Linked DNA regions of Mus musculus: regions 1 and 2 are each linked to region 3. Evidence: chromatin loops called from intact Hi-C (ENCODE). Cell type or tissue: left cerebral cortex. All regions are shown on one strand.

Region 1 (8,000 bases), 230 kb before region 3:
AGGAACTGTCATTATTTATTTCCATATCTTCCCTGGAGCCTAGCAGAAACCTGGCACACAACAAACATCACTCAAATTTAATTCAAGTCTCAGCGAGGGGACAAGCTGGCCTTAGAGGGTAACACACATGGCTCACTGTGTGTCCCTCCTGTGCCTTCAAGGGAAAGACCACAGTATTCCTGGAAGACTCTGAATGATACTGCTGGAAAGCAAGCTGCCCTACAAAATTAACACTCTCCATGAAAAATTGGTTGGTGGTTTTGTTGTTTGTTTGTTTTCATGTAGAATTAGTATTCATTCTACATGAAGGATTGACCAGGTCAGCAGGAGTCCTCCCTCTGAAGTCATTTAGCTCAACCTGGGGTCCCCATGACACAAGTCCTTGGCTCTCTAAGAATGTAAGATTTTTTTCAGTCTCTCTTGTGACAGTGAGCTCATTCCAGCCTTCTGGAGCATAATAATATGGTGCACGCTGGCAATTGCATCCATACTTTATAATGCATAATTAGAAATTGTATTAATAATTGGTTCTATTTCAGTAGTTCTTCCAAAGGGGAAAAGCCTAAATGATGGGATTATGTAACAAATAATGGTACAAAATTTTATACGGGGTTCTAGAAATGATAAAGCACTCCATACCCAATAATCTTGTTGGCTCTTCCTTAAAAGTATAAGAGGATGGCTGCCAGCCTGCCCAGAGAGTCCGATGTCACCAGTCAGCTCCCTGGGACTACTAGCTCTGAGTGTGGGAAAAGTAGGAACGAGGTGGCCCATGGACACAGCACTGGGACGGAAGTTGTTGGCAGGTCCATGCCGTAGGATAAACGTGCAGGATGGAAGGAAGGGACAAAGTCCCTCACCCTGACCAGACTCCTGGGAATTCGTGACAAGCAATCAACTGCTAAGCTGTCTTCCTACCTGCTCTTCTCCCTTCAACCATATAAGCCCGGGAAAGTCCAGAGGCTGCAGGAAGGGAATGGCTTGACCCAAGAAATAAGGAACACATTTCAGTGGAACCCTGAAATGGTTCACCTCCCCAGAACATCTATCTAGCCAGGGAAGCAGTAGCCATTTGGGCAATGGCTCTGACCAGGTCCCAGTGGTACAGGAACCCTCTGTTGGAGCTCGAAGGACCAGTGTGGTCTAGGGATGTCAGAGTCTCTGCCAAGGGTGTTATAAAGGAGATGGACTTCTGTTGTTACAGTTTAAATGGATAAAGTTTGTGTCAAAGATTTTTATATTTGTAATAATAGAGCGTATTATTAATTATTATTAATCCAGTTGGGCATTCTGGGATCCTGGGGTTGCTAAAGAGCACAAAGTCTGACTTCCAAGTAAATCACAATTATGGCCTAAACTATATGGAAAATGGCAACCCTCCCTCTGCCTATTTTGAAGGCTAAATCCAATATTCTCTCTCTCTCTCTCTCTCTCTCTCTCTCATACACACACACACATGCACACACGCACATGTACATACTCACCCCACCATGACAACATTCCAGGTTGGTAAAGCATATCCTAGCCCCACAGACAGTGGCCCTGGTCTCATGATTTGACTGACTTGCACAACATGTACAGAAATGATTTGCCCACATTTGATAGAGCTATATCACGTAATTTCCTCGTTTGGTCTATTTTCTTTCATCTCCTTGGCTTCAAGATCAATGTAATGGATTGTTCTTTTAAGGCCAGAATGAGAAAGTTCTGGATCAGAGTCTCAGCTGACTTGGTAACCTGCAGGAAAAAAAAATGTAAATATTTGTCATATTTGTCTTCCTAACTCACTAAAACTCTGGTGATGTTCATTAGCATAACCCAGCAAAGGCTGACACCAAGCTGATACAGCTTGCAATGTATCAGGAAATGTACTTCGAGGAAATGGAGCTGCTATGAAAGTGAATGAGGGTCGGTTGCATTGGCACTGCTAAGCCTGGGAATAGTCTGCCTACTTCTGCCTTCTGCCATACCGTCCTTATAGAACCTATGCACTCTCTCATTGCCTTCTCCTGCTGTAGGCCAATCTAAGAATCATGACTGATAATTTGCTACATTTATTCCATGCATATGTATTAATCAGTATTAGATGCCTAATGTTTCAGGATTAAGGCTGCAATGGTGAAGAGACCCAATTACCTGCTCCCAGGAGCTAACAAGTCAAGAGGAACAGACATTTACAAGGCCCATTTAGAAGTTCATAGTCACCAACTGCCTTGTAAGGGCCAAGCCAAAAGTCATATTCTCTCTCCCCTTCATAAAGAAGCTCAGTGGGAAACATGTGAAAACTGATGGTGTGACCCCAGATTAACATGATGGATGCTTAGATTAGCTCAGTGGCAGCACACTTACCTGGTATGCCTGAGTACCAGGCGTGACCCCCAACACTGCAAAATCATCATCATCATCATCACCACCACCATCATCATCATCACCATCACCATCATCGTCATCATCATCATCATCATCTAAAAACTATAAAAGTTAAAAAACAAACAAACAAACAAACCTATAAAAGTAGCTAAGTAACCTGGTCATGGAAGTTTTCATCCTTCCCTCCTACAGCCAAAAGAACTATGAAAAGCTCCTACCGCATGCATAGCAGTTCAGAGTCTATTGATTGATAGGTCTTCAGCACCTATTTGGAGTCTGTCAGCAGTCTCCCAAAGTTCACAAAGGAGGACTTGTTATCTCTTCTCATCTCTTTTTTTCCGAGCCACGATTCCTCTCTGTAGCTCAAGCTGATCTGTAACTCATGATACTCTGGCTTGGCCCCCTCAGGAGGGGATTGCAGGTATATGTCCACGCTTGGTGGTGTCAGCCCCTTCTTACAAAGCAAGAACATGAGGCTTAGGTGGGGAAAAGGCAGGTTAGAGAGGAGCCAGGCTGGTGCTCTAAGGTCAGGCTTTTTGCATATACTATATTTCACAATGATTTTTTTTATTGTTGTTGTTTTAGTTTTTGAGACAGTCTCATCAGATAGTTCTGGCTGTCCTAGAACTTGCTCTGTAGACCAGGCTGGCCCCAAACTCATATAAATCAGTCTACTTCTGCCTCCCAAGTGTTGAGATTAAAGGCACATGCTACCACGCCCAGCTCAGAAACTGCTTTCAAAGCATGTAAAGAAAGTTGTTGCTTGACAGGTAGATAATAAATACTAGGAGAGAAGTTTATTATTTGCAACATATCATCAAACAGTTAAAAAGAATGTATACAAACACACACACACACACACACGGGTGGTGGCAAACACAGAAAGCTAAGATATCAATTGATGCCACTAGATAAAGAATACACTGGGTTCATTGTATGATTCTTACATAGTGTGAAAATTTTCAGACTGAAATGTGGAAGAAGTCCCCATTTGAATCACAAACCATGAGGCCACCCTTCCCAGGCTCCCTGCTCTTTCTGGGGCTTCTGTGCTTGCACATACACTCCTCTCATTGCCTGGCACACCCCCAATGTCTTATCTAACCATGGGTACTGCTACAGTCATATCTCTTCTGCAATCCCTGTGGACCCAAGGCATGCCCTCATAAGCATAGTGCAGGCTGTCAATACAGACTCTCACTGAGTTACTCACCCCAGATGCACACTCTGAGAGCAGAGACCAGGTTTTCTCAACATTCCAGCAAATGAAGCCAGCAAACAATGAACAATGTCTCTGACAATGACTTCCAAAACCTTTTCCCTAGGTAACAGTGGACATTGTGTTTCTTTAAACCAACATCAAGCTTGGAGGGAGAAACTGAGCTAGGTGAAAGAGTTACATTGTCATAGGTTCAAATCCCATTCTGGTTAATGGATTTCTTTAGCTGGTGTCTGCACTTGCCCTCTCTATACCTCAGCTTTCCCCTCAACATGAATGGAGATAATACATTCTTGCAGATTAGGAGCTTAGACAGGACACATATAATGTACTTGACTTGGGGAGTGGGGATGTAGTGTGGTTGATAGGGTGCTTGCCCAGCATGCATGGAGGGCTGGGTTCAGTTCCCGTTCCCAGCACACAGATATAGAAACAGAAGGAGGAGTTAAAGGTTGTCCTCAGCTACATGGGAAATTTGATGCAATCTACCACCCTATCTAGGAAAATGAAAGGGATAAATGATGCATTTAACCCGGTACCCAGCATACAATGTGATGGAGCATCCTCATCCAAGGATGATGGGCATTATCCTCTCACCAAGTCACTGGACTCTCCCAGGAAGACTCATGTCGCCAAAAGGAACTAAAGACAGGGTAAGAACCATGCAGCCAGGTGTGTACACGTGTGTTTATGTGAGTGCCAATGTAAGTGTAGATATAGAAATGGGATGTAGATTTAGTTGATACAGGTGATGATATGGACTATGGATGTAGATATAGGTAGATGTATGAGCCATGATATGAGTCACCATATTTCTCTGACATGGCCAGCTGGATTGGTCAAACCACCCAGCCATCTGACAGGGAGCCTGTCTCACTGGCCCCTGACAGGATTATAAATCATTTATTTCATTATGAATTTGAGGAGCCGCTGTGTGTTTGAAGTGGGATTTGAAGCAAAAAGAAATGGGCAGATTAATGGAGCTTGAAGAAAGCTAAGTATCCCTCTTCGTTCCTGCCAGAGCGCGCAGTCAGCTGGCAGCTGAACAGCATTTGAAAAGCACGTCTCTCAATTAAACGCATTTCCTCGCGTGTGCTTCCTGCTGGCTCTCGCCTACATTAATTGCATCTGAATCCACCCACCAGTGTTCAGTGCTGCAAAGGGGTCTATGCTTATACAAGTCTCTCTCAGTGCAGAGATAAAGGCTTCAATGTCACCTGAACACATACCACCCAACACACTTCTGTCGCTTCTACTTGGAGTATCGCCATGCCATCCTCTACTGGTGAAATTTCTGCTCTGACCAATCTGTGAAGCTGGCATGCCTTGTTATGAGAATGCTCTGTTGCTCTCTCTCCTATCGTGAAGTCTCCGAGCACAGAATGCATCACTCCTGAAGACTGCAAATAGCCGCTGGTCAATAAACTTCTGTTGACCAACTAAGTGGGTAAATAATGTTTTATACTTAAAGAAGAATCTCAGAAGGGGGGCAAGAAACAACAATAAATGTGTTTTTCAAAGCTTTCCAAGCTCAAGAAAGAGAGGAAGTCATACCTAAAAAATAAAGAAATAAATGTATTTCCCTTTTCTGTATGTTTTGTCTGTGTGCATGTTTATGTACTGTGTTCATGCAATGCCTGCAGAGGCCCAAAGAGGTCACTGTAAGTCCTAGAACTGGAGTTACAAGTCATCAAGTTGGGTACTAGGAACTGAATCCAGGTCCTCTGCAAGAGTAACTGATGCTTGTACTCAGGGGCCATCTCTCCAGCCTAAGAAACATGTGTTCCTGGTCTTGTTTCCAAACTGCTTCCTCTTGACTTCCAAAGCCCATCCTTCCACCACTGAGCCACCCTGACATGGGTATCTTCCATTCTTCACACTTAATGGAATCTCAACTAAATTAGACTTCCGTGTCCTTAGGAGACATTTAGGACTTTTAGCCTTCTACCCCCAGCAAGACCTCACCTCTCATTCCTTCCAGCCTCCAACATATCAGGACAAAGGAGTCCTAGAGAACCCATGGAGAACTCAGACATGTCCCCAGGATAAAGAGGACCAGAAAAGAGTTCCATAAGATATGGCAGTAGATGGGCTCTGAGCATCAGTGTACTGATGCTCATACTAATATGCACATTCAACGGCCAGCCCAACACCAGGAGATGCAGTGTAGCCTGAGAACCTGCATTCTCACATGATGGGAAGTGGCCTAACTCATACCTGTTTCATGGCATGGTTATTATGAGTCCCTAATCATTCTCCCTCACAGTATCCTGGCTTGGATGTAATTACCTGATCAGTCTAATTGCAGGGACAATTGTCTGATTTGGTAAAGACAATTTTCTGGATAGCCAGTTTGCTCCAGAGACCAGAAGCTCTCTTCCTCGAAAATGATGGGATTACAGGTGGGCTGTCATGCCCGCTCAGCATTTATCTGAGTACTAGAGATCCAACTTCACATTTGTGTTTCAAAAGCTTTGTACAGTAAGCCATCTATCCAGCCTCAAGACAGGATTTTGCATCAATAAGAGCTGTTAGTTTGTTCAAGAAGCAAGACCACATTCATCTGTAGGGCCCAGCACTGAGCAAGACGTAAGGCCTAAACATGGAGAATATTCACATGTAGCAGCTGAATAAATGGCTCTCAACTCTCATACCTTCCGAGCTAGACTGGGTCAGGACAGAGGAGGCCCAGCGAGCCCATGGAGAATTCAGATATTCTCCCAGGACAGGCTCCAAGGGAAGGGAAGGGAAGGGAAGGGAAGGGAAGGGAAGGGAAGGGAAGGGAAGGGAAGGGAAGGGAAGGGAAGGGAAGGGAAGGGAAGGGAAGGGAAGGAAACATGGGCCTGTGATCCCAGTACTTCCTGGTAGAGGATCCCAGCACTTCCTGGTAGAGGATCCCAGCACTTCCTGGTAGAGGATCCCAGCACTTCCTGGTAGAGGATCCCAGCACTTCCTGGTAGAGGATCCCAGCACTTCCTGGTAGAGGATCCCAGCACTTCCTGGTAGAGGATCGGAAGAGGAAAAGCAGCCTCAGCTCCATGGTGAGTTTTAAGTCAGTGTCAGCATGGAAGAAAGAGAGGAAGAAGGAGAGTCAGGGAGAGAAAGACAGATTTAAAAAAAGAAAAGAAAAGAAATCAGACTTACTGGTATATGCCTGTGAATTCAGAGCCCAGAAGGCTGAAACAGGACCACCATTGGCTTGAGGCCAGCCTGGGCAACATAGCAACTTCCAGGTCACCTTTGACTACATAATGAGACCTCATAGCAAAGCAATACAGAAACAAAAAAACCACACAGAGAACAAAGAACAAGATTAAAGAGCAAACTACAGAGCAGTAGACAGCTCGAGTCAGCCAGCGAGATGAACAAATTAACCTGTAGCCTGTGTAAAGTTATAAAGAAATGGTCTCCGACTCGTTCTTCAGTTTCTCAATCAGCAAAGTATGTGGAAGAATGCATGGGTCAAAACAGAGTCGAGGCAACTTTGGAAAATGAATACACACAGAAGGCTGGCTATTGTTTCCATGGTTATGGCGGTGCTGATCCAGGGCTTTGTCCTGCAAACGAGGGGAAATCTCTGGGAGAGGTGGCTGAAGACCTGCTTCTTCGCAGTAAAGGCTGTAGAAGGTTAATCAGATGGTGAGCCCAGTCACCAAGATTAAGAGAAAGAAAATCCCTCCAACCGCCTTTGAATTCCAGTTATGTGTACGTTTTCTTTGAACTGGCGATTCGACTCTCTCTCTCTCTTGGAGAGAGAACAAAGCGGGTGGTGTGGAACTCAAATCTCATTTACAACTTAATTTTGAAACTGAGGAGATTTGCAATGTTGGAAAGGCAGGGAGCAGGAAATCAACTTCAGAGTAATTGCTCCGTCGTCTTTTAAACATAAGGCGGTGCACTGCTATTTTTGCTGATGTATTCAAATGAGAGGATGCCACAGCTGCGGGGTGTCTAAGGGATCAGGGATGGCACCGCCTGCAGACTGGGAGGAAATCGTGGGCCAAAGTGAGTCTGTCTCCCAACTCCAGCAAGCTAGAGGCCAGAGAAGAGTGAGATTTCCCCAGCTCCTGTCACACGCTGCAGAATGCCAGGGAGCACAGAGTAGAATAATGACTCAGAGCATGTTCTTGCTTCACAACTCCACATTGTGTTTACAGAGGCACAAAGGCACCCTTCAGGACAATGTCAGGGGCGGGGTGGGGTGGGGGCAATTTCCCAGGAACATCTACATTGCCCAAAAAGGGCCCACTACAAAAACTCCTGAGTCTAGGAAGCCACATATGAAGTATATGCCCATTGAACAGACAAATAAGTTGAGGCCAAAAGGCATCACCTATATTCTAGAATTCCATGAGGCCCCATTTTTATGGCTGAGGGCTCTCACTGAAGATGTCTAATGCAGCAGCCTAGA
Region 2 (8,000 bases), 220 kb before region 3:
TGAATTAAAAAAAAAAAGTGTAGCAAAATTAAATTAAAAATCCTCTCCCCTCCAGTCGATCTGGATAGGGCAATGGATTTTACCTCTGACCTTGAGAGATTCACAATTTATGTCTCCAAGCGCTAGGGTCTACTTGAGATATCCATTCCTTCTTCTTTTTTTGGGGGGGCGGGGGGTAAGGGGATGAGATTCTTTGTCTCCACAAATGTCCTAGATGTCCTGAATGTCCTAGAACTTGATCTGTAGACCAGGCTAGCTTCAAACTGCCAAGTGTTGGGATTAAAGGTATAAACCACCATCCCTGGATTTTCTTTCTTTCTCTCTAAATTTATTTATTCTTATTTCATGTGTGCTGGTGCTTTGCCTGTATGTGTATTTGTATGAGTGTGTCACATATCCTGAAACTGAAGTTACAGATAGTTGTGAGCTGCCATGTAGGTGCTGGGACTTGAACCTGGGCCATTAAGCCTGACTCTAAGCAACTGGAACTGAGTTTATCACACATTCATTCAGTGTAGTACATGATGCCTTGATTCTGAGCTTCTGGTCACCATAGTGCCCCAGTGCCTCCCCAGGTCCAATCAGAAACCTTCAGTTCTTCCTGCCCCACCCCTACACCCATCATTAAGATTACTAAGTCTGATAGAGATTACCATCTATGTATCCAAGTTACAGTATGCATGAGATTACAAAACAAACATAGAGCTGAAAAAAATCAAAGACTGTAAAGAGATGATTCACACACAACGACTTTTTTAAATAAGAAAAGTCATCCTATGAAACTGGACAAAGGAGAGTGATTGGCAAAAGATGTACAAAAGTAAAAGAATATGTGAGGGTATTCTGTAAATTAGGTAAAATCCAATTAATGTAGCCAAACACATTTTTCCTCTCCAAATGCTTGCTCTTTTACTGTCCTTAAATGACCATTCTTGTTGTCTATGAGAGGACTCATCCCTGAGTCAGATATGCTGGCTCAGAGGGCAGAGACACGTTGGGAAACCAATATAACGAAAGACATCAAAAGCCTTAAAAATGTACTTGCTTGGCTCATTCGGTCAGTTGGCCTTGCAAGCATGAGGATTTGAGTTCAGTTCCCCTAAATTCAAGATCCATGTCTGTGTGTGTATGTGTGTGTGTGTGTCTGTGTGTGTGTGTGTGTCTGTGTGTGTCTGTGTGTGTATGTATGTATGTGGTCTCTCTGGTGTGTGTGTGTATATGTGTGTGTGTGTGTGTATGTGTGTCTGTGTCTGTGTGTATGTGTGTGTGTGTGTATGTGTGTGTGTGTATGTGTGTCTGTGTCTGTGTGTGTGTGTGTGTGAGAGAGAGAGAGAGAGAGGGATCTGTATGTGTGTGGTCTGTGTGTGTGTGAGTATGTGAGTGTGTGTGTGTGTCTGTATGTATGGTGTGGTGTGTGCGTGTGTGTGTGTGTGTATGTGTATGTATGTATGGTGTGTGGTCTGTGTGTGTGTGTGTGTCTGTGTGTGTCTGTGTGTGTATGGTCTCTGTGTGTATGGTGTGTGTGTGGTCTCTGTGTGTATGTGTGTGTGTATGTGTATGTATGTATGGTGTGTGGTCTGTGTGTGTGTGTGTGTGTGTGTATGTGTGTGTGTGTGTATGGTCTCTGTGTGTATGTGTGTGTGAGAGAGAGAGAGAGAAAGAGATCTGTATGTGTGTGGTCTGTGTGTGTGTGTGTGAGTGTGTGTGTGTGTGTGTGTGTGTGTGTGCACGCACACGAGTGTGCATGTGTTAGCATACTTGGAGCATACTTGGGAATGTCGTTAACCTACTCAGTGAACTCTAGGCCAGTAAGAGACCCCGTTGTCAAAAACAAGGTGGATGACTTTTTGTTTGTGTCTTTGAGACAGGGGTGTGTGTGTGTGTGTGTGTGTGTGTAGCCCCAGTCATTCTGGAACTCTGTTATGTAAACCAGACTGGCCTTAAACTCAGAGATTTGCCTGCCTCTGCCTCTAAAGTTCTAGGATTAAAGATGTTTGCCACCACACCTGTCGAAGTAGATGATTTTTTTTTTTTTTTTTTTTTTTTTTTTTTGGTTTTTTGAGACAGGGTTTCTCTGTATAGCCCTGGCTGTCCTGGAACTCACTTTGTAGACCAGGCTGGCCTTGAACTCAAAAATCTGCCTGCCTCTGCCTCCCGAGTGCTGGGATTAAGAAGTAGATGATTCTTGAGGAATGGCAGCTGAGATCGTGTTCTCTGGTCCTCTGGTCCTCTGGCCATACCACACCCCTACACACACACACTCACACACACACACACATACACACTCTCTCACACACACACTCACACACACACACACACACACACACACACACACACACACAAACACACACTGCTGATGGCTCTACAGCCAGCAACTAAGTATCAACTGTAGGGAATAATTAGAGACACAGAGCAAAGACATATGCATCAAGAGCTTATTACCACATTAAGGTCAGCATTTTAAAAAAACGAAGAGACATTAAATATCAAAACCTTGAGGAACTGTCAACAGATGTGATATGTCCCTTGATGGCCCATTTATTATACAGCCTTAGAAACATCCACGGAGGATGTCAACAAGTGAAATGCCTACACGGATGTAATAGAAGAGCAGGCTAGAAACCAGATCCAGTGAGACTCTAATTTTGTTCTTACTTTTCCAATTTGTAGTTTATTCTCAACATCGTAACGGCAATTCAGGAGCCCCCCAGTCTGTGATGTCTGCACATGTGTTATTGTGTGTGGCCCTTTGGAGTCCACCCCTGGTACTTCTTCCACACTTCCTCCTCCCCACCAACAACTTCAACTCCTAACAACCTTTCACCTGTGCCTCCTCCCAGTTTGCTACCGAATCTTTCCATGTTTCTATGTGATTCCCTCATCCTGAAATATATCACCTCCCACCAATCGCTTGGTTTTGGTCACCTAAAAATGCCCCTTAGCCATTCCAATCATAAATCATGAAACTAAATGAGCCCCTGAACCAGGGCAATGGTGTTAGAGTGTCCCCATCCCACGGCCAGCGTCCTGGTGCCTGAGGAAGCATGACTCTGAGCTTCCCTTCCACTGAGGGACTCTTGGTGAGGCCACAGTAGAGAAGAAAGGGCCCCTTCAGATCCACATCATATCCTTTAGAGCTTTTTCAGAATCCTTTACCAATGGGCAACAGATGCTGCGAGTCACTCTTGGACTTCCACCAGCATGTCCAGGAGAGCTTAGACCACAGCAAGCATGTCTAGAACCATTTCTGGCCCCAGCAAGAGAGAACACACAGGTAAGCTCTGTCTCAAGGGCACAGATGCTCGGCACAGCCATGGGGATACTTTGGTTCCTGGAATTGTCTCTGGAGTTTGGGCAGTTTTCAAATTTCAAGGGCTTCTAAAGGGCTTAGGAAAGGACCACAGTTAATGAGAAAGGAAGAGCCTGACTTCCAGTCAAGCAGACAGGGATCATCTGTCTGGAAGATTCCCTCGGAGACAGTAGAAACAGGTGTCTGCTGCAGTTTGAAGGCCTGGAAGGAGGTGACTCTCAGACAATGGAAACACTTGCCCACCCACACCCCGGAAAGTCTGCCTCAGACAGGTTCCTGCAAGAGCCTGCAAAAATGCTTCCCTCCCTCTACCACCCACTTCCTTTGTAGCCTCCCCAGGATCCTCCCTCAGCCCTCCCTGAAGTCAGGAATGAGAACCTTGCTCTGTGTCTATGTGCCAAGGGCCCTGCTTAAACTCTCTAGCTCGGCAGTCATAACTCCCAAGGAAGCGCATTTTCATTAAACTGTTCCAGCCAGAGTCTCTTTCATTAGAAATTAGTCATTCCAGCCATAAGCGATGAAAAGAGACAAATGAGCTCTAGAACCAGGTCAGTGATATCGGAGTATTTCTACCCACAGCTGCCTGAGCAATTCGCCTCTTCACCTGTAACATTCAGAGTGACCTTTCCTAAGCTAAGTCTCTCTGTCAGTCTCCAGTCAGCTCCCCAGACTAATCCTCATCCAGTTAGCCCATCTGAGCTCTTCTGGCAGCCTCAGATGCACAGCCACATGCCACAAAACAACCCTACTCACTCCCATCTGTTGTCACCAGCCAGGCTGGAAGTGCCATGGGAGCAGGAGCCAGGCCTTAAGCACCCTGTCCTCCTCTCTCTCTCAGATAGACTGTCAACAGACATCTCCAGTTGCTGAGACATAGCATCCAACAAGTCACTCAGCTTTCTAGGAAAAGTCTTGTCTGACTAGAGCCTAGAAGACTCTGAACAGGGAGCTGGAGGGGGGGGGGGGCGGTGGGATGAGTCAGGCTGTGAAGTGCTTGCCTTCAATCCCTGAAAGCCACACAAAACAAGCCAAGCATGGTGGTGCAAATCTGTAATCCCAGCACTCAGGAGGCAGAGACAGGCAGATGGATCCCGAGGAGTCACTGGCCAGCCAGCCTCGCCTACTGGGCAAGATCCAAGGCAGTGAGAGAGCCTCTCTCAAGTAAAACCAAACTGTACATCATCTGAGGAAAGATAGCTAAAGTTGTCCTCTCTCCACCACGCATGCACGCACATGCACGTGCACGCACACGCACGCGCACACGCACATGCACACGCACACACACACACACACACACACACACACACACACACACACACACACATCGTACTCTCCAAAAATACAAGTTAATGACTCCTTAGCTACAGTTTCAGAATTTAAACATGTCAAGGTTGGAGGCATGAGCAGAAAAGCGAAGCACACTTGGCAACAAGACCCGATTCGAGCTACAGTCACTTATAAAACACTGGCAGTGCTTAATCTGTGCAAACATTAGGTTTCACTTTGCAGAGTTGTATGTTTGGCTGCAAAAATATTAAGGTATTAATTACAAGATGCTCCAGGGATCCTGCTGGGGGTGTTACATAATCAATGTGCAGCAAGTGAATATTTCTTTTTCTAAAATACAAATGCTTCTAAATTCTGAAGCCATCTGGCTGGAGTGGCTTTCCATAAGGGAATACAGAGATGTGCCTAGAATGTGCCTGAGGTGTCATAAGGTCCAGTATGTGATGGGTTGTATTATGAATTCTCTCTCTCTCTCTCTCTCTCTCTCTCTCTCTCTCTCTCTCTCTCTCCCCCTCCCTCCTCTGTGTCTGTCTGTCCGTCTGTGTCTGTGTCTGTGTCTGTCTCTCTGTCTCTCTCTCTCTCTCCCTCCTCTGTGTCTGTGTCTGTCTGTCTATCTGTCTGTCTGTCTGTCTGTCTCTCTCTCTCCCTCCTCTGTGTCTGTCTGTCCGTCTGTGTCTGTGTCTGTCTCTGTCTCTCTGTCTCTCTCTCTCCCTCCTCTGTGTCTGTGTCTGTCTGTCTGTCTGTCTGTCTCTCTCTCTCTCTCTCTCTCTCTCTCTCTCTCTCTCTCACACACACACACACACACACACACACACACACACGAGTATATATTCCTGTCCTTTCCAGTGGGTTTTGAGTAGCTTCTGAAGGATATTCTTTGCTCCATTGGCCAAGCATAGGTAGAGTGTGCCAGTTTTTCATCACTGTGAGAAAACTGTCTGAGCAAAGCTGCTTCAGGGAAGAGACCGATGCATTTTGGCTCATGGTTTTAGAGCATTTAGTTTGCCTTGAAGGGGGTGTAAAGAGCTAACAGCTCATGGTGGGTTGGACACAGAGATAGACAGGAGAGGCCTGGAACAAGATACATCCCAGTGAACTATTTCCCCAGCTGAGCCTCACCTCCTAAAGCTTCTAAATTCTACCACAACGTCCTTGGGCCATCAGCCTGTGACACTGCATAGCCAACATTCCAGGCAGACACAGTTCTATGGTTCAGATCCATTCTATGCCTCAATAGACAGACAGACAGACTGACTGACTGACAGACAGACAGACAGACAGACAGACACATAATACTCAGGGGCATGCAACAAACAGAAAAGGGTAATTTCATAAACTATGTATGGACCCATGTTCACAGTAATAGTATTAGAAGTCTTTACTGCAGGTAAAAATGTAGAACAGCTGTTAAGCCCATCAGTGGAGAAAATGGGTAGTCAAATCGTATAAACACAAGAGAAAATTAACCAGCTATGAAGAATGGAGTACTGATAGCTACTACAGCATAAATGCATCTTGAAAATTAATGCTGAGTAAAGGAAATCAGACATGAAACTCACTCACAATTCATGTTTCCATTAAATGAAACCTTAAAGCTGGAGAAATCCAAAGAGATGGATCTCAGATCAGTAATGAATGTTAGAAGGTAAAGGAGGAAACAGAGACCAACCATGTAGCAATGGTGAGGCCCCTTTGTGAGGATGAAGACATTTAGTTCCAGCTAAATGGGGGTTGTGGTTCTAAACAGTGCCCTGCACAAAAGTCAAAGATACGTTTGCTTTTCTGCAGTGACTATCACATCACACCAGTGTCTCTTTAACCGTAAAAGGGAACTGGGGAAATATAGTCGCCAGTTCCGGGACCTCACGATACTCTCTACAAGTGACCAAGAATGGTCATAGGCAGCCAGGAAGGACCAAAGGTGACTGGAATGGCTAGCTATCTCCTCTGCCTGTAAAACCTAGACTACAAGTCTAAGGTCAGGTAATCCGATCATTGTCCCATGAGGCAAGATGTCGGAAAGTTGGACACAGCAGTTTTCATGGCCCACCTACCACTTCCACAGAGGTCGGTGTTAATTGTCCAGTACTGAGACGGTCCTGAAAAGTTTATTTGCAGCACGGCTGGATCTGGCATCTGCTGTGGTCATTAGGGTCGAGGAATGCTGAGGCGATACAGCAGTGTCCTTGGGAACACCAGAGAGTCCCTGATGTCCCTGAAGTTCTGAGTTATGCTAACACTGGAGACACCATGCCAGGCAATGACAGTATGGCTGGAGAACCCAGCCTAGGCAGAAGTGCCAAAGAGCAGGTGGGAGAAGATAAGTCGGTAGATATAATGGGGATTCTTTGTGCTTAAAACTTTGTATTACTATTCAAGGACAAAGAACTGGCCATTTGAGCCTGCATCGTTCCAGGAGAAAGATATCAGATTTGTAACAGGGTCAGCCACAAAGGAGAATTTGGCGTTTGGCAACCTGAAATGAACTATCCTAGAAGTCAGACTTAAGGGCCAAGGGATCAGAAAAGCAAAGAAGAAAGTCAGAAATAGATAACTGGAAAAACTATAGCCTCTTCTTTGACCTTAAAATAGATTCTGTGAATGTACACATGTTCATATGGGTGGCTCATTCTTGGGTTGTCATGCCTCAGGACCACTATCCATCCAACCTTAGCCTGTTTTGAGATAGTCTCTTACTTTTTAACCTGAATTTCTGATTCCTCTAGGTTGGCAAGGAGCCCCTGAGATCTATCTTGCTCTGCCTCCCCAGTACAGGGATTAAGAGCACAAGCAACTACCATGCCCATTTAATTTTGGGGCATTCCTGGGGAACACACTCAAGTCTTCATGTTTGCCCTGCAAGCACTTTACCCATCTCTCTCTCTCTCCCTACCATTAGCAGGAAGAAGAGAGATCTCATTGTATGCATAAAGGTGAGCTGGTGCCCTCAATGACATGCCAGTCACTGTCTTCGGAAGACTCAGCTAAGTCAGTCCAGCGGCTGCCACAGGAGTATCCTTCCACACCTGCAGGGAATGTGGAAAACAGCTCGAGGGGCACCTAGAGAAGCTTTGAAGAAAGGCTCCCATCTGCAGAGAAGCATAAAGCTGTTTTCACAGGGTCTGAGTGATGGAGAGAGGAAAGAGTGGGAGATCTTACTATTAAAAAACCAAAAAACAAAAAAACCTATAAAACCAAAAACCTAGCCTGGCAGTGAGCCTGGCTCACCTCACAATCAATTCTTCTTCCGCTGTGTCTACTTTGAAGATCCAGAACAAATACAAGACGTTTCTATGTTTCTCTATAAGAAAAATACCTTTTAATTTGGTCTCTTTCAGTGTTTTTGTTGTTATTGTTTTGTTTTTTTTTTTTTTTTTTTCTGTTAAGGGATTATACAATGGCT
Region 3 (8,000 bases):
CATCCTCTTATTTCACTAGTGCTCAGTCCAGAATATTATACTGGTCCTAGATTTCTTTTGGACTAAGTGTTACTCTGCGGCCTTGGGCTTACAATATAGAAGCTTGCTGTGCTAAGAGGGCTAGGTGACATTTTTCTTGTCACCTCTGCAGGCATCAGATATGCTTCCACACCTAGCTCTTCCTGGGGGAATCTTCAGGAACAAGTCCTTCCAAACAACTAGGACAAGTGTTTATGTAAATTTCGGCACAACTTGCCAATTTTACTGCTTATTCCAAACTTTGGGCTGGTATCTACACTATCTAAAATGCTTTGAGAGTTCGAGTATGTGAAAGTGTTTTGGTAACTAGATATGGGGGGCACACACCTATAATCCCAGCTAGAGACCCAAAGAGGCCTCAAAAATGAAGGGGTGACAGATGGCTCAGGGGTGAGTCACTTGTTACTGTTGCGCAGGGCCTCTGCCTTGTTCCTAGACTTGAACTCCAGTTGCAGGGGATGTGACATTGTGGGCACACTCACACCCAAAACAAAATATTTGAAAGAGCTTTAACACCCATTGATTGCCTATTGAAAGTAGTTGGTTCTAATCTGTGGAATTCACAAACCCATTTATCCCTCTACAAGTACCCTCCCTAACCAGGATTCCACAATGTTAAAAGTCCGGGTAAGGAATGGACTGTGTGCAGAGACTGCAGCCAAGCTAGGAAGGAAAACATCGCCTTGCATCATTTAATTGCTATTTATTTTCATAAACATGAGGTATTTCAAAGTGCTCTAAGGTGCAGCACTAAATATATACATTTTGAAGAAATTAAACACAGAACTTTGCCATTTTACCCAGTTCTATGCACCAAACATGAACAAATACAGTAAACAAGGAAGAAACAGGCTAGGAAAAAAAGGAATATATATATATAGTAAAATTTCTTTACAAAAGTTTCTTAGTTCAAAAAGTGATAAAGTAATATCTACTCAAAACTTCCACAACTCATTTTCATACGAAAATATAAGTATCAAATTTAGTTATGTATCAGCGTCATACTAAAGTATACAGGCCGTGTAGGAATTAGTACAGTACATAACAGATTAACAATATATTTGTATACAAAACATGCCCCTCAAACATTGAGGTATTCTTACAGTACTTAGGTGTGAACTTCCAGTCTAATACTGGCCGCAAGAGCCACCTCTCATTACCCAGGACGTATACAAAAGGCGGGTGTATCAATGGTATTTACACAAGTGTTCCCAGGGGCATCAAATGGCAACCCCCCCTTCTGTGGCATTTGCTGGAACTTAAGCACCATTGTAAAAAGAAGGAATGACTCTGTTTGGAATCTTGGACCGGAACAAGGTGACTTCACAGCCTCCTGAAGCTCCTTAGTGTCCCGAACTTCCACGGCTGTCACCAGGTGATATGGAGGAGGAAAACAAGCCACCCAGCATCCCATAAGTCAGTTTTTTTTCCAAGGTCATGGCAGAACCCCGTGTCCTGCCCCCTACCCAGATCCAGACTCGACAGGGGACCAATTTGAAAGTAAACCAACATTCTTAATGTCAACACAATGTTTGTTTAAAAAAAAAAAAAAATCAAAATGTGCAAAGTGGCAGTGACTGTCCGTGTGGGAAACGTTTAGCAAGTCCGAGCGTGTTCGATCTTCTTTAGCAACTGCTGCTGCCTCGCCTGCAGTTTCTCCTTTTCCAGCAGGAGCTGGTGCTCGTTGGCCTGTAGGGCGTGCACGTACTCGGTGGCCTTTTTCAAGATGACCACCTTGGCGGCCTTCTCGTTCTTCACCAGCTCAGGCACATGGTCCCTGAGCGTCAGGAAGCTGGAGCGCAGGTCGTTCCGGCGTTGACGCTCCAGGATGTTGTGGTTGCGGCGGCGCTCGCTGTCCTCCGAGTCTGAGTTTCGGGGGCTCAGGCTCTTCGCTTTTGCTGGAACAACACTTTTGAGGGGGCGTGGAGAAGCCTCGCTCTTGATCTTTTTCTGCGGGGGCGCGTCCTCGCTCTCCACGTAGGGTGAGGGTGCAGCATAGTTGTGCTGCTGATGGATGGGAACACAGCGCTTGAGGATCAGCTCGCCAGGCTGTGCTCGCCCCAGGCCCAGAGCGGAGGTCTTGGGACGCACAGTGATCGTGAAAGTGGTTACCGCCTTGTTGTTAGAGGAGGAACGTCTCTTCTCTACGGTGACCACATCGATTTCCTCCTCTTCATCTTCCTCCTCGTCATCCTCATCATCTGAGGGGAAAAATAGTTTCTGGTTAATTGTGCGATTAACATACACTTGTTATTTAAGTCAGCTAGGTTTGCTGATCACAACGCGGACAAGAGGTACGCCCCACCCCTTTCCTTCCCTGGGTGGTGTGGGGCCAGCAGGGCACTTGTCTGATGTGGAAGGGCCCAGGATTCAACCCCTGGTGACAAACTTGAGGATGTGGCAGAAACTCGAGGAACCCAACTGGAGTCAGAACGAGCCGTTGTCGGCATGATCCTGGAAAAACTCTTCAGTGTCCTCAGCTATTCAATGGGGGTAATAACCACAGTGTTTGAGTTTGGCAGACACTATGTAGACTTGGCGACAGATGCTCGGTAATAGGGGCTTTTAGCATAATCACCAGCCAGTCTGCCCCATGGATTTACTTATACACACTTCCACAGCCGCCCTTCAGACCGGAGGCTCCTCCTTTGGTAAAACCCATGGCTGGGTTTGATTCTGCCATCCTTAAAACTCTAGGACAATCTCATTCACTACGACAACAACCTTTCCTGGTGCGAACATGCGTTGTACGGAGTAAGCAGTTTTTCATCTAGGCAGAGATCAGATCTCAATTATAAAGCTCTAATCCACAGTAGCTCAGAGTCCCAAAGGGGGCGGTGCACGAGAAAAAAAAAAAAAAAAGCCTGTATCGTCCTATGTGTATTCATTCTGACTTCGTTTACTGCCAGGCTAGGAGAGAAAATTATGGCTTAAAAGAAGAAAATAAAAGCAAGCACGAAAACCAAAACACATCGTCTGCTTAATCTAGGGAGGACCGGAAAGCGGAACAATTGTGAGGTTTCTTCTTCTAAGGCTGAAATGTTAGGCTGCTCCAGCCGGTAGGTCCCTTTAAGCCAGTGTTTTGGTTTTCAGCCAAGAAGACAGCTGTTGGAAGGAACTGCTTCCTAACAGAAAGCTGTCAAGGCACAGACATTAAAGGGACAGAGCCCTTTCAAAGTGCAGGCTTATCACCAAGTTTCCTCCCAGGAGCCTTAGAGCGATCCCTCCACAGCCCAGGAGGAAATTTAGACTTTTTATTCTTTGGCATTTTGAAAACACTGGCTTCCAAGGTCTAATAGGGGGGCTGGACCTACAGCTCGAAGGACAAGGGCAGACTGGATTTGGGTAAAGTGTGGTAGGTACTTTCACAGCCCCATGGAAAAAAAAAGCTTTCTTCTTCTTTTTAACCCTTTCTTTCCGAGGACAGCGCAGATAAAGGCTTACAATAGAACCAATGAATCCTAAGGGTGCGTGCATTCCTTAGGAGCGGCAGTGGTAGGGACCCGCCCTCAACCTTCAAGGGCAATGGGTTATGGAACACAACTCAGCTCAATTAGGTCAGAAATTCCAGCTAGGAAACACAACGGGACTAGTACTCAATCAAAACCGGAAAGAGGCTCTCTGAAAACGTACACAACCACTAATGCACTTGCTGCCAGCTGCTGAACTGGAGGGAGGGGGTGCCCCCATCACCCCCAGTCTTTTTGATCCTGCCTGTCTTGCGTCAGACACAACGCCGCCTGCTGGCCACGCACCAAACGCAAACAGCCCACCACCCACGGAGGGCTCAGAGTCCTAGGGGAGGGGAGGGAGGAATTGCCAGGCATTCTCTTAACTTTTGCAAGTGGGATTGTGCAGCCCTCGTCTTGCAGGGAGTCTTTTCCCTTCCTTGACCTGGCTTAAAGGTTCCTTTCCAACGGACTAACAGATTTCTGTACAGGTAGTTTTTTGGACTCCACAGACTGACTGAGCTGGCCACCAACTTTTGCCACAGTGAGGGCATGCCTACCGCAAGGATTCGCGAAAAAGGGGATGGCAAATTTAAGAGAAGGTGTAGCTGGTGTTTCCAGCCTCTTCTGTCCCGGGAGGCTGGTGAACAGAAGAGAATCACCCGCACAAATCTATGATAACAAAGGGAACGCAGCACCCCCACCTTCCCAGTCCGTAAGGAGCTAGCAAGAACTCTACTCTAGGCTTTACCTGAGTCGCTCAAGGTATCCTCTCCGGAGGTGCTGAGGGCCTTGGCCTCCCCACTGCTGGCAGGACGGCCGCCTGCACGAGCAGGAGCAGCCACCGGGGCAGTAGCTGGAACAGACACACTAGTGACCGCAGCGCTGGTCGCCGGGGCGCTAGTGGGGGCAGCGGGCACCGACGCCGACTCTCGCTTGTTCACCGGGAAGGGGAAGACCACGGCGGGGTCCACACATTCGGCAGCCGGGTGGGAGAGGTCGGTAGGCAGGGTGGCCCCGGTGTGGCTAGCACTCGACGACCCACCAAGGGCACGGCCCCCGGGGCTGCTGGCACCCACTCCGGGAGCCGAGCAGGCTGAGCTGACGCCCGGGGGCCCGTGGCCGTGCTGTAGTTTTTCGTTCACTGCGCGCTCTAGCTTCTCGCGGGCAGAGAAGCCGCTCCACATGCAGTCCTGAAGGATGACCGGATTAGGAGTGAGGCCACCCAGGCCCCCGAGACCGAACGCATCCTCCTCGGCCGGGTTGCCCCACAGGTCGGCCTCCGGCAGCAGCATCTCCGTAGCCCAATTCGAAGGCTCCGGGCTGTGCTCTGGGAAGGCGCGGCTGGGCGACAACGGGGGCGTGGGCAGCAGCTCAAACTTCTTCCAGATGTCCTCCCCCGGTGGGGTCGAGTCGGGACCGCCGAAGTAGAAGTCATCTTCGTCCGGGTAGAAGCAGGGCTGCAGTGAGTCAAACTCGAGGTCTGGGTTCTTGCAGATCATCCCCGGCATGGTGGACGCGGTGCAGCTGGGCATGGGTTCGCCTCTCTTTTAATATCTCCGCTCTTTTTAATATGGGGGAGTGCTTCCTTCCCGTGGAGAGCAGCAGAGTCGCGCCAACCTCCAACTCTACAACCAATAGGCAAACCAAGAGAGAATGAGCCAAAGGGGTGGGTTGGTGGGGACAGGCAGTGGGAGCCCCCAATCTCTTCTGCAAGCTCCCCACAGCTCTGGAAGGTGGGAGAAAGTTGAGCGTCTCCCCTACTCCCTCCTTTTGTGTACAAGCTGTCTAAGACTGGGAGTGGGAGGGGGCTTGCAGATGCAGGGGGTGGTGTGGCTCTCTGCAACTTTGGAAACTGCCGTTTCATTCACACAAGGCACTGCCTGGGGGAGGGGGGCTGTTCAAGCTGCAGATCTCAGCTCTTACTAGCGCGACTACCCCACTTGCACTAGTTGCTTAAAGGAAGTCCTTGCTCTCTAGCCCAGCTACCAGGCATGGGATTGAAGTACCTTTCATTCCCCTTTTGCAGAAATGCGATCACGGGAGCGCAAACGCTAACGGGGTTCAGGAAACTTTATTAATTATTAAGGGCCTTTCTCCAGTCAGACCAACAACAGGCAATTACATACAACCCTCTCCACCTAGACCTAGAGCCTCAATCTTGGCAGATACCCTTGGTACTCATCGCTGCCTATACCTATACCCTTTCCATTCCCCTTCCTTCAGAGACCTCAACCTCTTCAACAGGCGGGGGGAAAGGCTGAACCCCATCCCTAGGAATGGTGCAGGGTCGCCGGCGAGAATCGCGTCTCCTAAGCCGGAGCAGCCGTGACCTACATTATCACTCAGGCACCTAGCTTCGCCTAACCCCTTTTCCTTCTTTCCCCGCGGCACCTTTTGGAGAACCCCAGCTTGGGGTGGGGACGCACCGGTTCCCAGTCACCTCACACTCAGACAAATCTTGTGGAGCCGGGCGAATTTCTTTTCGCTAAAGCTATTTCTCTGCCTGGGCCAGGGCTGTAAAAGGGATTAGGGCGGGTCTCTTCCAGCCAGGGTGCCTTCGGGTGCTGAATAGGCTTTTCAGGAAAAAAAAAAAAACAAAAAACCCAGATGGTTTTGTTTCGGAAGCAGACGCGGTGTGTTGCCCCCTTACCCCCTCCCCCAGAAAAGCCCGGCATATTTGGGTGCAGGGTGCGGAGCCGCGTCCAGGGGCTTGCCTAGCCGCAGCGCTCCGCCGTTCCCCGGGCGCTCGAAGCTTCGCAAGTACCGCTTCTTACCTCCCGCAGACTGCCGGGGATCCGGAGGCGACTCGGGGCTGGGGTCTCCGGGTGGGCTGAGGGAGCGGCGGCGGGAGGGGGTTGTCCTCCGGCGGCTGCAGTGTGTGCGCGCTTACGCCTGGCTAGCGCTCGTTCGGCTCCAACCCAGTTCCCAGGAGCCCCCCGCATCCACCCAGCGCGTCCAGACAGATGACTGTCACTGGCTGCGCTTTGAAGCTCGGGGGATATTATTAACTGAAAAAATCTGACACACCCGGGGGGCGGGGAGAGAAGGGGGCTGTGGCGCAGACGAGGGGGAGGGAGAAAGGCAGAGGCAAGAGGCTTTTCCCCGCCCTCTTGATTTCCATAAAAATCAGGGGAGGCGCCAAAGCCTTTCGCGCCAAAAGCCATTTGCTTTTCTCTTTTTTTCCGACTCTCTCTCTCTCTCTCTCTCTCTCTCCCTTCCCTCCTCCCCTCTTCTCCTCTCCCCCTCCTCCCCTCCTCTCCTCTCCCCCTCCGTCCCTCCCTCTCTCCCCCTCCCCCCTCTCGTTTTTCAGACTGCAAGCAGCAAAGCTGGGAAACCCGAGGAGTGCTTCCCCCTCCCTTTTGGACCCCCTGGCTTGCACCCGCTGCACTCCGTGTTTTTTTTTTTTTAAAGGTCGCTGGGTGTGTTCTGGGAATGGGAAAAGAGGTTTCTAGCCCAGTCCCTGCGTGGACTGCGCGCGAGTGTATGTTTGTGTGAAAGATGAGCTCCAGGCTAAAGTGGAACAAGGCCTGGTCGAGGGGCTGTTCGTGTGTGATCTCGAAGGAAGGCGACACAGGAGTGCAAAATGGGAGGCCGAGGACGCGCCCACGTAGAAACAGACCGCAGGAGGTTTCTAGTTTCAAATTGAAAGGAAGGGGCGCCCCCCTTGTTTGAAAATAAATAAGTGCGGGCTACGAGGGTGGCGCCTTACCGCTTTCTTCGGCCGAAGGCGACACCTCGCGGAGACCAAGCAGAAAGCGGAGCCGCACCGCCCAGCCTCGGAGCCCGAGTGGGGCCACCCCCGCGAGACAATTAGCGAATCCTTGCTACCGCGGAAGGGATTGTGAAACGCGTGGAGGGACGTCCCCTGAAGTCGCGCCCACCGTTCCCAACAAAAGCCTTTCCGAAGCCAGGGTTGAATTACGGACCGCTGCTTTCCTTGCCCAAATCACTGACTGCTCTGTATACCTCGAGTTCCTACGGATGGTGACATCAAGGAAAGCCATCATTAATTTGGCCTCTTTGTGTCCCATTTGCCTCACTTACGAGCTGGCGTGAACAGAGAGAGCGCGACATCTTATTTAGACTAGAGCAGGGTGCGTGTATTCTTTCCTCACAGCCGTGGGCACATTTCCCTCCCTCCCCATCCCACAGCGTCTCACTTCTGTCTAGGCAAGCATGCTAAAAGGTTTGTTTCCTAAATGTGGGGCTAAAAATAAATGCTCTTGCCCCACAAAACTTTCCAGGAGTAACCTGGGTCCCTGGGTGAAGCCCTTTTTCAACACACATTCTCAGTAGGGTGGGATTTATCCTTAAACCCTTAAGCTTGTTTGTGGGGAAGCGTCTCCATTTCCCTCTAAATTGAAAATGACACCCCTCATTCACCTCCAGCGAGGAAGAAGAGAATGCCTAGAGAGTCAAGGTCAAAATGTGTATTAGCATGTGTGAAAGTCTTCCCATCTGTCCCCGAATGCCTACATAATTCTGGGGACTGCGGCAGGTTCTAGGAAG

Evidence for each region. Hi-C counts contacts between places; a loop is a spot of excess contacts. Peaks named below come from ENCODE experiments on the same cell type or tissue, not always from the same donor. Only the 100,000 strongest peaks of a DNase experiment are listed, where the experiment ranks them.
Region 1: a loop joins it to region 3, with 2.2 times the contacts of the local background. A loop is called at or near these places in 5 of 42 quality-filtered maps.
Region 2: a loop joins it to region 3, with 2.4 times the contacts of the local background. A loop is called at or near these places in 5 of 42 quality-filtered maps.

Annotation. Positions count from the first base shown.
Region 1 is chr12:12,701,873-12,709,872 of GRCm38, forward strand. It overlaps Gm34696 (a long non-coding RNA gene), which reads right to left and starts at 2,989. Exons shown (of 6, transcript XR_872489.1): 1 at 2,589-2,989; 2 at 2,350-2,472; 3 at 1-1,737. RefSeq lists an enhancer at 5,540-8,000. In left cerebral cortex, no CTCF peak of the experiment used is centred here; DNase peaks (open chromatin) are centred at 4,712, 4,811 and 7,515.
Region 2 is chr12:12,712,132-12,720,131 of GRCm38, forward strand. No RefSeq gene overlaps it. Among named protein-coding and RNA genes, the nearest start is that of Gm40270, 9.1 kb to the right of the region's middle. In left cerebral cortex, no CTCF peak of the experiment used is centred here; DNase peaks (open chromatin) are centred at 3,212, 3,590, 4,083, 4,412 and 1 more place; H3K27ac peaks cover 798 bases.
Region 3 is chr12:12,935,371-12,943,370 of GRCm38, forward strand. It overlaps Mycn (v-myc avian myelocytomatosis viral related oncogene, neuroblastoma derived), which reads right to left and starts at 6,466. Exons shown (of 3, transcript NM_008709.3): 1 at 6,266-6,466; 2 at 4,240-5,116; 3 at 723-2,240. The coding sequence starts at 5,023. The coding sequence ends at 1,636. RefSeq lists an enhancer at 7,237-7,265. In left cerebral cortex, CTCF peaks have their summits at 3,788 (motif pointing left) and 7,215; DNase peaks (open chromatin) are centred at 1,879, 2,610, 3,150, 3,772 and 8 more places; H3K4me3 peaks cover 5,771 bases; H3K27ac peaks cover 4,142 bases.